Linked DNA regions of Homo sapiens: region 2 is linked to region 1. A link is a loop called in an ENCODE intact Hi-C map of the cell type or tissue named here. Cell type or tissue: PC-9. All regions are shown on one strand. Links, peaks and the distances in the headings refer to the core of each region. The heading gives the core; the rest is flanking DNA.

Region 1 (8,638 bases), core at 233-8,232:
ACTGGTAACACAGACATTCATTATCAAGTATGATGCACTGTAACTAACTACACGTGCTAGGCTTTTTGTTTTGTTTTGTTTTGCTTTTTTGAGACAGAGTTTCACTCTTGTTGCCCAGGCTGGAGTGCAATGGTGCGATCTTGGCTCATTGCAACCTCCGCCTCCTGGGTTCAAGCGATTCTCCTGCCTTGGCCTCCCAAAGTGCTGGGATTACAGGCATAAGCCACCACGCCCAGCCCATGTGCTAGGCTTTTGTATTACTGGCAGTGCGGTAGGTTTGCTTATACCAGCATCACCACAAACACGAGTAATGGCTACGCTGTCACTAGGCAAAAGGCATTTTTCAGCTCCTTCAGCTTCACCATAATCGTATGGGACCATCACATATAGAGTATATCATTGATGGAAATGTCATTATGCAGCGCTTGACTGTACCACCAGGCCCGCCTTCCTAGAACTTGACCAGGCACTGATTGATCTGATTCCCCCATGCACACCCCCCACTAAAATACATCCTTCCTCTGTCTAGTTGCTCCTGCAGAATAACTGGCCACTCTGCACACTCAAAGTGAAGCAATCAGCACTGATCAAAGGTGCCTAGGAGAGGTCAGGGTAACACGCTCACCAGCCTCACGCCAAGCAGGAAACACTTCTATCCTGATGGCCACGGCTGGTGGGGGGTGTGAGGCACAAAGCCAGGAAGCCAGAGAGCTCCACTCAAAGCCCAGCCATGCCCCCACCAGCCAAGCAACCTCTGGCAAGACCCTTGGCCTCCCTGCTCCTGCATCCAGGCTCCAGGGGCCACACGGTGACAGATGAGGAATTGTGAGGTCGTCCTCCATCACTCACCCACCACCAACCCAGCCCCAACTGCCAGGTGGGCCAGCTTGGTGGGGAAGGGACAGAAGCACAGCCATTCTCTGATCAGCTTCCACCTCTAGCTTAGACCTGTGCCCTGAGCTCCATGCTCAAGTTCCCACCGCCAACATGGCATCTCTACCTGGGCATCTGAGCTCACTCTAACTCCTCCCGTGTGAGCATGTGAGGAGCACACAGAGATGAGCTTGAGGCTGCTCATCTCACGCCCATGCCTGTGTGGTGGCATTGCGGACAGTCCCTGATTCCCAACCACCATACCCGCACGGCCATCCTCCCCAAAGCCTACTGCCCACTCCCTATCTGCCCTAGACCCACCTTCCACCCGTCAGCCCTGCTCTTTCTTGAGGGAGGCTGGCCTGGAGGGTGGCATCCTGGGGTCCCCATACAGGCACAGTTGCCTCTACCTATGGCCACGGCTACTCCCTGGAGCCTCGGCTCTCACCAGTCTCCCCTGCAGGCCAGGGGTGGAGCTCCCACTGTTGCTGGTCCAGGTACTGCACAGTAACCTGCAGGTCCCTGCCCTCAGCCCTCCATGTAGCCTCACCATGACACTGATCCCACCAGCTCTGACTCAGCTGGGATGGGAGGTCTGGGCAGAGAGAGCCTGGGTTGGAGTCAGGGCTCCTGGGCCCCCATCCTCTGCACCTGCAGAGCTCTCAGCCAGCTCCTCACCCAGCACTGGACCTCTGTGTCATCCTAGTGGTGTCAGGAGGGGTGGCAGAGGGAGAGTCCAAGCTATGGCAGCAAGCAGGTGCCTGTAGTGTACTTTGTGGGTGCTTTAAAAATATGTGAACGAATTGCTAATATTTACAAATTGGGAGCTGTCATATGAAGTTCCAGATCCCAGGCTTCTTGTAGAAAATCCAAAATCTTGGACCATGCCAGGCCTCCACGGCCCCAGGGCAACAGCAGGAGCGACTGCCCTTGTGTTCTAGGTACAGTCTCTGGTCCCCACGGCCCCCACTTTCCAACAAGCTGTTTCACTCCCAGACTTCTAGTGCTGCTTCTCCATTGCATGCATTCTAAAGGCCAGCTGGCCACAGTCGCTGGAGTTAACAGCAGGGACCCTCATCCCTAAGGGTCTTCACCTTTGTGGTTCCTGCTGAATCTCTGGCACCCAAAAGGTGAGGGGGGCAGGCTAGAGGACGGGGCTGGAAGCAGGAGAGAAAGCCTCTCACTCCCTCTCTCCCTACTCCTCCACCCCCAGGTTCTGGGCCCTCTGTGCCAGGCAGGCTTGCCTACCTGCTAATCCCACCTTTATATATGGGGTCTATCACTGACCAAAACGTCCTTATGTGGCCCTTGACTATACTTGGAACCACAGTCCCACCAGGTCCACCGGCCTAGACCTTGACCAGGAAGGTACCAGGGAGAGGCCTGAGGGGTTGGGGCAGGGGGGCGAGTGCAGAGCCTGAGGCCTGCCAGCTTGCCCTGGGCTCAGCTTTGCCCCTTGAGGGCCAGCCATCCAGACAGTCCTGAAGCCTCAGTCTGCCCACAACAGGGAAATGCCTGCTCACACTGGGCAGCCAGGCAAACTCAGGGAGTCAGCAGGCAGGAGGTGGAAGTGCCCGGTGCAGGGGGCCAAGTCAGGGGTTGGCAAACGTCTACTTCACTGGTTTCAGGAACCATGGACAATTCACTTAACCTGCCTGGGCCTCAGTCACCTCGTCTACAAAATGGACATAATGATGACATCCCCTCACGGGGTCACGACACATAATGGACTGATACGCGTCCAGTGATTAACACAGTGCCTGGCACATAATAAATGCTCCACTGATGCAGGGTGACCTGTGAGGGTGGCAAAGAGGGCCCCGCATGCAGACTCAGTAGAGGAGGGTGCCCCTCCCCTTGTCTGTGGGAAGCCAGCCTTGCAGCCAGGCAGTATGGCTGAAGGAGGGGTCTCGCAGCTCGCGCGTTTGCTGACGCAGTTGGCAGGGGCCGAAACAAGAGTGCAGCATGGGAGGGAGACAGCCAGTGAGGAACACGCTGCTGCACATCTGGAGGCAGCTGGAGTGGCAAACATAGCAGCGGAACGGCCCCTGCCCAACCCTGCCAGGCCTGGCTCCTCTGCTCTTTTGCCAGAGGGGACAACTTCTGGCCACCAGAAGATACACATCTACATCTGTTTGAAGAAACAAGAACACAAAGCCCTCTTCTCATCCCTCCCCCGCCACCCCAGTTCCTGCAGAACCTCTGGCAGGATGAGGCAAGCAGCCCGTGGCCCGGAGCAGCACTCTGTGCTGGCTGCCGTTAGCCCGCCTGCTCCTCTCAGTAATCCTGAGACTAACAGGACCGCCCCATTGTACAGATGCAGAAACTGAGGCTCAGAGAGGGTGAGTCGCTTGCCTGAGGTCACACAGCCACGAGCGGCAGAGGCAGGAATTCACTCTCTGAGGGCCAAAGCAGGCTCAATCTCACTGCAACTTGGCCCCAAGCCCACTTTCCCAGCATGGAGGCCGAGGAGTGGACAAGGGGGTGGAGGTCCCACCAGAGCCCCAGCCCACACAATTCTGATCTCAACCAGAAGCTTCACCTCAAAGCCCCGGATGCTGCAGGCCAGAGGTCCTAGAGGCCCACAGCCTGGCCTAGCCTCGAGGAGGTGCTGGCAGGTAGAGGATGCCGACATTGCCCGCAGGGAAACTCGCAGCACAGATCCTGAACTCCAGCTCACTGAGGCCCCCAGGATTCTGGAAGGCTCAGGAGGCCAAGGACTCCTAGGCATGGTTCAGCCTCAGGAAAGCCGCATCTGCTGCCTTGGCCTGGGTGCGTGAACAGGATGCAGCCCAGGGCTCGAAGGCCGCCACCCTCTCAGCAGGGCCTCAGGACTTGGAACCACAGCATCCGGGACGCCAGCCATGAGTGGAGCTCTGCTCTGTGGCAGGCCTCCCCTGCACCTGGTGTCCACTGCAGGCTTTCTTCCCATTGAGAACACAGCTCTGGGAGGAAGCCAACAGTAAGCCCCTTTTACAGATGAGAAATCTTGAGGCCCAGGACAGTTAAGCAATTTGCCTGAGGTCACACAGCTAGTGAAGGGTCGAGCCAGCCTCTAACCTGGGGAGCCCTGTGCCAGGACCCAAGCAGAAAACACAGAGATGCCTTTTATGTCAACAGATCTGGGTTCAGAGCTGGGCTCAACACTTCCTCGCCCTAGGCCATGGCCAGGCACAGGTTGACACCACGGTGGGAAGGGACTCGTAATCCCTTTGCTGTAGGGTCACTATGGGAACTAAATGAGAGGAGGCACGTGAAGCACTGGCACGGGGTCTGGGGCTTGGTGGTCAGGCACGGGGGCACCCACTGAACTGACCGCCTGCATTCTCCCCCTCCTTAATCCCCACCATGGCAGCAGGACTCTGCAGTGACTCTCGTGGCCAGGAGCCTTGACCCTGGGCTGGCCTCTTGACTGGCTGCCAACACAATGTGGCAAAAGCAGCGGCCCTGCTAGTTCGGAGCCCAGGTGCAAGAGTCTGTGGGTGTTGAGGTTTACGGCACGCATACTACCTCAGCCTCCACGTCTGATTGGCCACCTAACTTAGATGATAAATTCCTGCTGTCTTTCCTCTACTTCAGCCCAGAGAGCTCCTTCCCCAAACCCACACCTGACCTCCAGGCCAGCAGGATTCCAAAATAACACCTCCGTCCAGGAAAGGACTTTGCATTGGTTTGTTTCAAATCTCAGGCCTGCTTGCTTTAAAGTGCCCAACCACTACCGGACTTTCATGTTCCCCATCCTGGACCCCAGTGAAAGCCAGTGCCCCAGGCCCACACCTCCCCCCCACCCCCCACCTGCCGCCCCTGACTTCCCCGCGTGTGTGTGGCCCCCAGGTGCACCACGTATCCCCCAGGAAGTAATAAAATCTCAATCTCCATCTCAAGTCTATCTTAATCATTGAAGGAGTGCTCTCCATCTTCAAGATCCTAAATTAAACACCTGTGTGTTTCTAATCTTTCTCTTGGACCTCTGTTTCCACAATGAGAACACGCCAGAGCTAACCAGCTGGAGACCACGTGGCACAGACATGAGCCATCCTGGCTGAGGCCATCCCGGACCAGCTGAGCTGCCAGGTGACCACAGACACACGTTCAGGCCCAGCAGGTGTCAGCCACGCCTGGCCAGGTTAGCAGGACTGCCCAACTGGCCCGTGGACTTGGGAGCAATAATAAATGTGCACTGTGTGCGCTACGGAGGAGCTGTGGTTGCCTCACTTGCATTCCTGTGACAATGGGTAATTTATACATGGCCGAGGTGTGTCCAAGGAGGAAAGACTAACATTGGTTTAGCGAGAATGGCAGGAAGGCCACCCCACAGCAGTGTTGGTGGGAGTGTGACCAGTGAGACTCACTGGGGAACCATCAGACGAGGTGGGTGGAGAGCTACGCACACACAAACTAAAACCACCAGGAGAGGCTGCTCCCCACCTCTCAGACTGGCAAAGTCCAGAACCTGCTTAATTTCCTCTTTAGCACTTTCACCATCTAACGTGCCAGATTTCAGATGTTCATTTTGTTGACTGTGTGAATCCCCACCCCACGACTGGCAGCTCCAGTCTTGTCTGTTTTGCTCACCCTGTCTCCCCGGCTCCTGCAATGGTGAGAGAGGCACTCAATAAATATTTGTCGCATGAATAGAACGAGGAAAGAGACATTCTCATGACTGCAGGTGTAAGTAAAATCCAGTACACCCTCCAGGGCGAACAAGTGAACAACGTCTACCAGGGCTATAAAAATACGTCCATATAAAAAAAAATTACATCCATATCTCCTAGAGCTGAGCCAGCCAGCACCTCTCAACTGAAATGCACAGGCATAAGGACCAGAAGCCTGGCAGAGAAAGCTCATGGCCTCCACTGGAAACAACCCCAATGCCCCCAGCCGGGGAACAACAAGCTAGGCAGGGTCGATCCCTGCAACGGAACACTATGCAACAATCAAAAAGACCCCCTCCCGATACACGCAATGGCACGGTCATTCATTTATAAAAGTTTAAGAGCAGGAAAACTAACCTCTGCCATTAGAAGTCAAGAGAGGTGGTTTCCTAGGAGGGGCACAAAGGAGGCTTCCTAGGGCCGGCTCTTGTCTCATGAGCTGAGGGTCAGCTTCACAGGTGTGTTCACTTGGGAAAATTCATTTGAGTTGTGTGCTTCTGACAGGTTCTAGTGGTTATGTGTCAATGAACAGCGTACAAAGAAAAAAAGCACAGACACATCGACCTCACAATTCCACACTGGGGCATGGTGTAGAGATGCTCACAGCAGCATCGCTTTTTAAGAGCAAAAGACTGGAACCAACCTGAATATCCATCAGTAAGGGAACCGGTAAATCAAAGATGGGGTTTGCATGCTGTGGGGCACCACGGCCATCAAACACAGAAAGGGGACTTTCCATGCAGTGACAGGGAAAAGCTCCAAGATCCATTGTTATTTGAAAAAGGCATAGAACAGAACGCTGTGCGTCCTATGTTAGTGCTTGTGAAAATACGTGCACGCACCTACATGCTTGTAGTTGCACTGACCAGTGGTTCTCAAGTGTGGTCCTGGCCCTATAGGGTCTCCAAGACCCTTTCAGGGATCCATAAGGTCAAAATTATGTTTGTCATAACATTAGGACATTGGTTGCCTTCTTCATACACTCTCCCCCAGTGCAGTGTATAGTGGACTTCTCTGGAGACTACATGACAGTGTGATGATGTCATCACTTTGAGGCTAATGGGATGTGTGCTTGCGTATTCTAGAAGTTTCTAGAGCAATCTCATGAACACATGCTCAGCATCATTAGTCATCAGGGAATTGCAATCTAAACCACGATGAGATGCTATTTCATACACACTAGGATGGCTATAACAACTGGTGAGGATGTGAAGAAACTGGAACCCTTGTGCACTGCCGGTGGGAATGTAAAATGGTGCAGTCGCTCTGGAAAACAGTCTGATAGTTCTCTTTTTTTTGAGACGGAGTTTCACTCTTGCTGCCCAGGCTGGAGTGCAAAGGCGTGATCGTGGCTCACCACAACCTCCGCCTCCTAGGTTCAAGCGATTCTCCTGCCTCAACCTCCCAAGCAGCTGGGATTATAGGCATGCACCACCACACCCGGCTAATTTTTTTATTTTTAGTAGAAACGGGGTTTCTCCATGTTGGTCAGGCTGGTCTTGAACTCCCGACCTCAGGAGATCTGTCTGCCTCAGCCTCCCAAAGTGCTGGGATTACAGGCGTGAGCCACCACACCCGGCCTCAGGCTGGTAGTTCTTCTAAGGGTTAAACACAGAGTTACCATGTGGCCCAGCAATGCCACTCCTAGATATGTTCCCAAGATGAATGAAAACATGTGTCCATATAATAAACTTACACATGAATATATATAGCTGCATTACTCATAATACTGAAAAGCTGGAAGAATAATGTCCATCAACAGATGAACAGATTTTTGAAATGTGGTATATTCATACAACATTATTCAACCATGAAAAGGAATTAATGACACATGCTACCACATGAAATGGACCCTGAAAACATCGTGCTAAGTGAAAGAGTCACACACTAGAAACCACATAGTGCATGATTCCCAGAGAGTCCAGGGATATCCAGAATATGCAAATCCATAGACTCAGAAGGAAGATTCCTGGCTACCGGGGACTGGGAGAAAGAGGGAATGGAAAGTGACTGCTACAGATGTGGGTGTCTTTCTGGAGTGATGACAATGCTCTGAGATTAGATTCTGGGGATGTCTGCACAACTCCAAATCTACTAAAACCCACTAGATTCTGCTCCCTCAAAGTGGGGACTTTATGACATGCAAATAATATCTCAATAAAGTGGTTTTATTTGCATAAACTAACAGAGTTAGTTTTTAAAATTAAAGAAACCCACCGCAGGCCTAGCCTTGGCCCCAGACCCTCAAGATGGGTTGGGTCCGGCTGTGAAATGCACGCATTTTGCCCAGGCAGGCAAACACAGGGAGCACCCAGCTACCAGCCACCCAGACCCACTTGTACCTCTAGGTCCCCCATGGGAACCACAAGCCCTCCTCCTCCACTGGGAGACTGGGGCCCCCTGCTACAGCCCCAAGATGACAGTTTTCTCTTCCATGAAATGGGATGTCCATGCAGAGTATCTCCAGGTTGCCACAGGGTGAAACTTGCTGTTTCTGACAGATGCCCCTGAGCAGAGGGCCTGAACCCAGCTGCCCCCGGGCTGGTGGCAATGAGACCTGGGGAGCTGGCCTGGAGGGGACTGCAGCAAATGCAGGGCACCTGTCCAGCCACGGAGCTCTGTGGACCTGGGGCAGCCACCTGCTCCCATTCTCTCCAGCAGAGCCTCTATGCACAGCTGTGCTCTGGGTCTCTGTACTGACAACAGAGAGGATGTGTTCCCTTTTGGGAGCTCCTTGTGAGGGCCCTGTACCAACTCTGCCACTCCTCCTAGCCAGGGATCCTGTTAACACATAAGTTGGCCAGTGTCACCCCTTTGTTCAACACCCTGCTGTAGCTCTCACCTCAGAGTAGAAGCCAAAGTCCTCATGGTGGCCACAGGCCCTGGACAGCCTGCCCCAGTGACCTCCCAGATCTCCTATCCCCCTCCCTCTCCCCCACTTATCTCGGCTCCACTGGCCTCCTGTCCAGGCACCTTCCTGCCCTGGGGCCTTTGCACTCGCCGCTCCCTCTTTCAGGTGCACGCGTGGCTCGCTCCTCCCCTTTCAGCTCTCTGCTCGGGTCACCGCCCCAGGGAGGACTCCCCTGTCCATCCACCCTTCCTCTCACTGT
Region 2 (8,638 bases), core at 437-8,436, 76 kb after region 1:
GCCATGGGAGGGTTGAGGGAGGGCTCAGGCCCAGCCCCAGGCAGGTGCACGCGAGGGCTGGGTAAGCCTTGGCCTGGGGCCCTGCCTAAAAGGGCTGCCCCGCAGCTCACTGGGAGGCCCTAAACCAGAGATGGAAACAGGACTTTGCCCTGTTGCTGAGTCAAAGAGGTGATGAGAACAGAAGAGGGTAAAGAAGCCCCTGGCCAGTGTCACATGTATTATGCACCTGCTGTATGCCAGCCTCATTCCCACTGTTTACCAGAGTCCTCTATAGAGGAGGCAATGAGGCTCAGCCCGGGGCCACAGCGCAGGTATACAGCAGAGGCAGGACTGAAACCCTGGCTGGGCAACTACAGAGCTGCATTCTTTCTCTGGAGGCCACTCTCCACCCTGAGCTGAGGTCACCCTGAGCTGAGGTCCTGGCTTTTACCCGCCCTGTCCACAGTGCCTCAGCCCTAATAAAATCAGGGAGTTCAGAGGTCAACACCCGGGGTGGTGGTGAAGACTGGCCACTCTGCCACTCCACCGTGTGTGGCCATGGGCGAGGGCCTGCAGGCCCCTCTAAGCCTTGGTGTTCCAGCCTGGACAATGGAGCTCCAGGACCCTGCACAGGGAGGCTGCTGTGAGGATAAACAAGGACCAGGCACGCAGAGAGTGGCATGGGCCTCGCCGTGCACGGGCCTCTGCAATCCTCTCACACATGTGGCCTGGCACATGGCACATGCTCACCACAGCCACCCCCCGCAAGGAGGCTACCAGGTGAGGAGGGGAGGAGGCCGGGGTTCTGGTTTGCTTGCCAGGGGGTGCCAGGCTCCTTCAAGCCCTCCCTGGGCCTCACCTTCCCCATCCACAAATCGACAACGCTGACAGCCAGCACTGAGCCAGGGTGAGCAGGCCTCCTCAAAGGATACCTCCCTTCTCGTCCACCCCCACACACCCTGTCCAGCTGCAGTGCCGAGGCTGGGCCTCTGCAGGTGGAACAGGCAGGTGGAACAGGTACTCTCCAGGGCCCTAGCCCCAGCTGCACACGCCAATCCATGATGCATTTCTCAGCTGCCTGCTGTTTTATGACTATTTTTTAATTCACTTTGTACTTTGAAAGTTCAAGCTGAAAGCCAATGGCCCTTTAGAAAGCCCAGTGTATGTTTTCCAGCTGAACAGCATTTCCAGGGTAGGATGTGGGAGCACCCGTCTCTGCGGGCCCCAGCCTGAGTAGACAGCAATGTACCCACAGGTGCCACACTTCCCTCCACCAGGCCCTGCCACCACCGCTGAGGGGCCGTGGGACTGCCTTTCCCATCCGGGTCTCTGTCTCATCTGGACAACAAGGGTGCTGAGGCCTGCCTCTCCCGGGGTTGCTGGTAAGACTATGAGCTGGGGAAGGGCGTGGAAGTCCAGGCAGTGTGCAAGATGCCATGCTCACCAAGACACTGTTTGCCAGAGGGCCTGGCCATGGGGAAAGGGCACTAGTGTTGGAGTCGGATGGATGTGGGTGCATTCCCTGGCTTTGCCATTGCCCAACTCTGCAGTCTTCGGCAAGCCATTTCACCTCTCTGAGTTTGTTTCCCATCAGTAACATGGTGGTGGTGATGATGGTGATGATGAGTGCCGACAGCCACAATCAAGCATGCTTAATTGAGTGTTTACTCTTGCTTTAAGCCCTTCACAAACATTCACTCATTTAATTCTCCAACACCTAGGAGGTAGGTGCTATCATCCCCATTTTGCAGATGAGTAAACTAAGGCACACAGCTATCGAGGGGAGGAGGCAGGACTCAGAGCCAGGCCGGAGGGACTGGAGCCCACGCGTCCGCTCCCTGGGCCTCCCTAGCAATCACGTGACGGCGTCACTTCCAGAGTGGTGCAGAGCCTCACGCGTTGGCCCTGGGCCTGAGCAAGGTGTCCCCAGCCAGTGCTGGCTAAGCTGAATGAAACCAACTCAAGGGCAGGCTGCCCTGGAGGAGTTCCTGGCCCTAAACCCCAAATGTTTGGCTGAGCAGCCAGGGAGGCATCATAAAAGTCTTCCTTTAGGTCTGCCCAGGAGTCCCGCTAGGCAGGGAGGGGCCCCGTGCCAGCAACCGCCTTTGTTTATGCCTGAGGCAGCAGAGTGGGGATGGTCATGCCTGCCTCTGCCCCCGCCCCCGCTGGGGCCCTATTAGCCTAGCCTGGAGGGGTGGGTTCCGGGCAGGGGCCAGGTTACAGCCGGGCACTGCTGCTTCCTGCTGGAACCTCCCTGCGTCTGTCCCGTAGAGAACAGAGCTGTGTCTCCCAAGATGAAATCCCTCTCCCCAAGCCTCAGCTGGCTCACTGGCCAGGCATGGTGCAAGGTCATGCCTCCCAAGGTCTCCCCAGATCATGAGTCTGATGGCCAGTCGTCCTCAGCCTGTCCCTGCTCTTATCCAGGGCTGCCAGCAGCCACTGGGGCGTCAGGGCTGCTGTGCCACCTCTCAGCCACTTCATGAAGCTGACCTGCTCCACTGGGATTGATGTAACTTGTGGTGTAATTTACATACAGCAAAATGCACAGATCCTGCAAACAGGTCCAAACACTTCATCTGGCCTCAGTTCTTCCGCCTGACCTACAGGACATTCCTCCCCCTCACCCTGACAGTTACTGGGAGCAGCAGAAAGCCACCCAGTGTCCTGAGTGCCTTCCAGGTACTGAGGCTCTTATTCCCAGGACAACCTCTTCCACGAGCATCTTTAAGGAAGAAACAGCTCACAGGTTCTGGAGCTGGGGCCTGGGCTCCAGTCCTCACTCCTCCACTTAGGGGCTGCGGTGCTCAGCAAATAACTAACCCCTTTCCTGCCTCTGCTTCTACATCTGTGAAGTAGGCATGGAAACAGTTCTCACCTCAGAGTGCCATGAAGTTCCATATGCAGTTCCCAGCTAGAGTCTGGATAGGGCCTGGCCCTTAGTACCACCTGGTCAGCATCAGCCTTTATCAGTCTCCTCCCACCCAGCACAGGGCCAATCGGGACCCCTGCCTGCTACCCCATGTCCTTTTCCCTGACACCCTGTCTGAACCTCAAGGGGCCACCCTGCCCCCCATCCAGGCTGTGCCACTGATACTGGGGATGCTCTGGTCACTCTGCCCGGCCAAGGCTCTGCCTTTCCCCCTGCCTGGATACCCCACCCCAGCCCAGCCTCATCTCGGGGCAGCCCATCCCCATAAGCGCTCCAAAAGCACCCCAGGCCTGGAAGACACCCCATCCACCCACTGCCCTGCCAGGGCCCCCTCCCACTGTGCAGCAGAGCCACCATCACAGCCCAGCTGTGCCTGCCCACCCATTCCCAGGCTGTCCCAGACCCCAGCCCAGTGACCTTATCACCCTGGGATCCTAGACCCTTCTCTGTCCAGAGTAACCCCCCACCCCCACCCCACCCCCCTGCCAAGTGTGAGGCAGCTGAGAACTTTTACTTTGGGATCTGGCAGAGCTGGATTCAAGCCTGGCTCTACCACTGTTGAGATCTGCTGGGAGGTGTGGCCTGGGGCAAATTTCTCACCCCTGCCAAGCCTCAGTTTCCTCATCTGTGAAATGGGAATCATTACCAACTCCACAGGACTCAGAAGATGAAATAACACACTAGCATTTATTGAGCAGCTACCCATGTCAGGCCTTGCGCTACAAGAACTTTCCATTTTCATTTCCTTTCACCCCTAGGAGGTAGGGATTCTTTGCCTCCAGCACACACAGCAGCCTGGGCCAATCAAGCCTCTAGGATTCTCTAGGAACAGAAGCTCAACAGTGACAAACCATGTCTGTGGCTGAGCCCCAGAAGTCGCTGGCCTGTGTTGGGTGTGAATGGATGTTAGGTGCCTCGAGTCAGCGACAGAGACCAACGGCAAGGGTAGGGATCTCAGAGTGCATTGTTAGAGCCTCGGGGTCTGGTCCAGGAGGCCAGCATTGTTGACATTTTGTGATCTTGGAACCCTTCTCCCTGCAGCAGAGGGAGCATTAGGGAGGCCGGGAGACAGTGGGAGCACCCCCTCACTGTAATGAACACAAGTCCCGTAGGGGGCTGATGGAGCAGGGCCACCTCAATGGACCCACTTTCCCTCCCCAGCCCCTGATTTGATCAGGGCCACAGCTGCCGGCTAGCAGGGGTGGATGCTCCCCCGCCCACTTCCTGGAGGTCCCTGAATGTCCCCATGAGTAGGGCTGAGGAACAGGCCAGAGGTCTGGCCCACCTGGGGCCCCTGGGCATGGAGAAGGATTGGGGCCCAGGCACTTTGGTGAGGCCAGTGGAGGCCACAGTCCCACCCAGGGCCCTGCCCCGGCTACCTATGTTCATAATCCCCAGGCCAGGATAGAGATCCTCGCTGCCCTCTCTCCAGGAACCCCTGCCCCGCCTCACCAGTGTCTGGGTCCCTCCCTGGGCCTGGGTTCCTGCAGGACCTGGCTTGGGCACCACCCTGCATCCCTGATTTCCACCTGTGAGCCTGGCCTGCCCACGTCCCCCACCCTTCTTCTGCCCTCTCCCCACCTGGGTCAGCGGCCCCCTGGAGGCGACAGGGCTGAGGCCCGTCCTTGCGCTAAGAATTCCTCCCCCCAAAACCTGCCCCTTGCACTGAACAGGCAAGACTACTGCTAAGGCAGTGATCTGGGCGCCGCAGGCCTTCCCCACCTTCACCCCCACAGAAGGGCCTGGGAAGGCAGGTCCAGACCTTGCTTTATTGAGGGGGAACTCCAGATGAGGGAACCCACCTGTACCCCTTCCTGACCGCCCCTCACATCCAGGCCCAGGGTTCCCACCTGCTGCCTGGGAACCAGGCCCACCTGGAGACCTAGCTCCAGCACCTCCTGGGCCATCCACACCAGTGCCTATAGCTCTTCAGCTCTGGGGCAAAGAGGGCAGCAAATCCCATGACCAAGGGGAGGGAGGGAGGCCCAGTTAGGATGCAGGCCTAGTCAGGATGGAGGTGGAAGCTTCCTCACTCCGACCTGGGTCTGCCGTTCTCAAAACCAGAACACCCCAAGCCCAGGGCCCTCGCTGTGCCTGGGACCTAGCCTGTCCTCTCCAATTCTCAGTTAACTGCCTGCCTCCCTGGACCTATGGGCTGGTGACTTCGTGTGGGTCCCCCTGGGACACAGGCTCTGCCTTCTGCCCCCACCCATAGAGGCCTCAAGCCCTTCTGGCTTCCAGCAGGGAAAAGTAGAGGAAGGGCCAGCTCCAGGCCCCAGCCAGGGATGGCCCTGCCCCTCCATGCTCACTGAAGGCTGCCTCCACCACCCCATGAGGTTAGAAAACAAAAAGCACTAAGGGGCGGATAGGCAGGGCCACGTGACAGGCAGGGCAGCAAGGGTCAGGGCACTGCAGGGGGAAGCAGCGGTGTGTCTGAGTTCTGTGCGGAGACGCTGGGTGACTCAGGCCCAATGAGCCCCAGGCCAAACAGATTAAGTATGGAGTCAGCAATGATGCGGGCTGTGCGCTTCTGGTACCCGCCTGAGGTCACCATAAGGATGGGCACCCGGCGGCCACGGACCATCCGGAACACCAGCTCATCCCGCTTCACGATGCCCTGTTAGGGGAAGAGGAGGGTGACTCAGGCAGGCCAGACCCCCATGGTGTCAGGAAGTCCTGCTGCAGGGCTAGCCCTGCTCCAAACTGCTGTTGCTTCAGTCCATCTCCTCCCTGACATGAGGCCGCCCACCTTTCCTGCTGCTGCTGAGTCCATAGAGCAGACCCTCCCGTGGCCCCAAGGGTCAGGACGTACCGCTGGGCTGATGGACAGCCCCCCAAGGCGGTCCCCCTCGAGGATGTCGGTGCCTGCATTGTATACCACCACGTCGGGCAGGTGCTCCTGGAGGGATTTCTTGATGTTCCTCTCCACCTTATCCAGGTACTCATCATCCTCTGTGCCCCACTCCAGCTCCACCTTCCGCCTGATGGCCTCTGGGAGAGAGACATGGATGGCCTCAATTTATAGAGAAGGGAAACTGAGGCTCAGGACAAGACTGTGGACACCAGGCAAGACTGGAAACTGGTCTGTCAGATTCAGCACTGCTCAGCCTCATTCCACCCAAAACTAAGGTGAAAAGAGCACCAAGAGCTGCAAAAAGGGGGACTCAAAGGAGAGAAGGGGCACTGAAGCTGAGACACTGCCCTGGGGGTGTGGAGATCTGTGTCGGCAATGTCAGATTTCACTGCCTCCTCTGGGTCTTGCCTACACACATGGACACCCTGCCCTGCCCTTAAGCCCAGGCTCAGCACATGTGAGGTTCTGTTCAGAAATTGGTTCCTTGGGCCATACTAGCTGCTGACTTATCCACACCAGACTCATCGTGACTGGTGCAAAAATGTCCCCTACCTGCAAAGGTGGCAGCCCTGTTTTTAAATCTCATCTGAGAGTCTCTGCCTTTTGATTGATGAGTTTAATGCATTTTCATTTTAACGATTATACATGAATTTCTTTCTTTCTTTCGAGATGGAGTTTCGCTCTTGTTGCCCAAGCTGGAGTGCAATGGCGCGATCTCGGCTTACCGAAACCTCCGCCTCCCAGGTTCAAGCAATTCTCCTGTCTCAGCCTCCCGAGTAGCTGGGATTACAGGCATGCGCCACCACATCCAGCTAATTTTGTATTTTTAGTAGAGATGGGGTTTCTCCATGTTGGTCAGGCTGGTCTCAAACTCCCGACCTCAGGTGATCCGCCCACTTCAGCCTCCCAAAGTGCTGGGATTACAGGCGTGAGCCACCGCGCCCAGCCTATGTGAATTTATTTCTTATTTCGTATTTTCAAATTTATCCTATTTTTCTTTTTTTTCTTTCATTCTTTCCTGTTTTTTGCCAGACAAATGCATGTTTATTGTAAGGGTTATGTGATCTTGGGTGGGTCGAGTGACTTCTCCAGGTCTCGGTTTCCTCATCTGTAAAATGGAAAGGATCACCTCACAGGGATGCTATGAACCACTGCAGTGGCTTCTGCAGGGCCTAGCAGACAGGAGACACTCAGGAGAGAGCCTCATCCACAAGGACACACCCAAGATGAGGGTAGGGGCAGCAGCTTACGCTTGGCAAAGCGGTCCCCTGGGTAGATGTGGCGGTTGTAGACATCCATGATGTACACACGCTTGTCGTCCATGAAGTCTCGCTCATGCCCATTGCCCTGTGGGGAGGTCACAGTAGCCGCTCTCGGGTAGGTGCCCTAGGCAAGGCTGGGGCTCTGCCACCCACCCACCCCTCAGGAAACTCCCCATTTGCCAGGGCAGCACGGCCTGCTCTCGGGGGCAGCAGGTCTCATGACTGTTAAGGGGCAGAGCTGGGATTCAACCTTAAAACCAGGCCCCGACACCTTCTAGCATGGGCTTGAGCAAGCCCAGTGCTCTTAGGTTCCCTATCAGAGGAAGAAATCCCGCTCTGCCACCCTCTCAAGTCTGTGGTGGGACTGGTTGGGATCAGGGATGTGAAAAGCAAACTGTAAAGGACTGTCCACATGTGACCTGGCTCAGGAGTTCGGGGTCGCAAGAACCCAAGGCAGGGCCCCAACTAGCACAAAGCCACAGCAGTAATGGTGCAGGGGGGTGCCTTCCGGAGCCCACTGGGTCCCCTCCCTGTCTGACCAGAGGCACTGGCCTCATTAGGGGTCCTGAGGAGGAGGTAACCCTCTGCTTTGACACTTTACTCCCTAGGCGCCGAGTTCTTAAATGGTGACCCCAGGTGCCCGAGCCAAGCCATGTGTGTGGGCATCCGCCTGAGGGGCAGGTGGCCAGTGCTCAGCAGCTCTGGGCAGGGGGCAGTGCCCCAAATTATTCATAAGCAATGGGGACCCACAGCAGAGCTCTGCACACGAGAGCAGTCCCATCAGAGTGGGCTTCAGGAAGAGCCTCATGTGGGGGCAGTCAGGAGGAGGGAGGGAGGACCCTCGGGAGCAATGAGGAGGACCCGCTGTCCTGGACAGAGTGACAAAGACAGACCCTGCATTTGTAGCCCGAGAGACAGAAGACAGAAGCCGTGAGAGCCGTGGGGACATGAGGAGGGAGACTCTCCTGCCCCGGGAAGATTCTGGAACTGGGGGTGGCAGGTCCCCTAAGAGTCCAGCCCCTGCAGGGCACTCACCTGATGGGCATCAAGATCAATGATGGTAGCCCTGGAGATGCCCTCCACACGCTCAAACAGAAACTGCCAGGGAGGAGAGGGTAGACATGAGGATCTGGGGCGGACAGAGGACCCAGCCCTACAGCAACTCCCAGCTGGCTGGCGAGGGGCGGGGAGGGGGGCCTAATGCTTGTGGGTAATCAGGCCACCCAGCAAAGATGTCACTTGCCAGGGAGAGCTGTGCAGCTCCAGCTGTGGGGCTCCATGTGTGCATGCAGGAGGTGGTCAGGGAAGGCTCCCTGGAGGAGGGGGCATGTCCTGTGCCCTGAAGGGTCATAGGTCAGGAGGTAAGTGGGTCACTCAGGCCCTGGATTTTCCCAGATTCCCTAGGAAATGTGTAGGGGTTAAGGAGAGAATCCCCACAGCCCTGGGACTTCAGTCCCCAACCTCTGCCTTATCCTACAAGGCCAAGTCCTAAATGCCCCCTCTTCCAGGAAGCCTTCATTCCCTCCTCCCCAGGAAGGTCTCCTGTGCTTCCCCCTTCTCCTAATGGCCTGCTTCCCCCCATCAGTCTATGTGCCCCATGAGAGCAGGCACACA

Evidence for each region. Peaks named below come from ENCODE experiments on the same cell type or tissue, not always from the same donor. Only the 100,000 strongest peaks of a DNase experiment are listed, where the experiment ranks them.
Region 2: it touches region 1 in a loop (9-fold over the local background); 2 of 110 quality-filtered maps call a loop at or near these places.

The regions. Positions count from the first base shown.
Region 1 is chr3:13,577,244-13,585,881 of GRCh38, reverse strand. The region is part of intron 2 of FBLN2 (fibulin 2); the gene reads right to left. Among named protein-coding and RNA genes, the nearest start is that of FBLN2, 32 kb to the right of the region's middle. RefSeq lists enhancers at 7,544-8,297, 8,298-8,638. In PC-9, for the core only: no CTCF peak of the experiment used is centred there; DNase peaks (open chromatin) are centred at 5,061 and 5,461; H3K27ac peaks cover 1,983 bases.
Region 2 is chr3:13,501,355-13,509,992 of GRCh38, reverse strand. It overlaps HDAC11 (histone deacetylase 11), which reads right to left. Exons shown (of 10, transcript NM_024827.4): 7 at 8,060-8,122; 8 at 7,013-7,109; 9 at 5,721-5,899; 10 at 3,577-5,525. The coding sequence ends at 5,310. Among named protein-coding and RNA genes, the nearest start is that of HDAC11, 25 kb to the right of the region's middle. In PC-9, for the core only: no CTCF peak of the experiment used is centred there; DNase peaks (open chromatin) are centred at 2,102, 2,332 and 5,352; H3K27ac peaks cover 2,245 bases.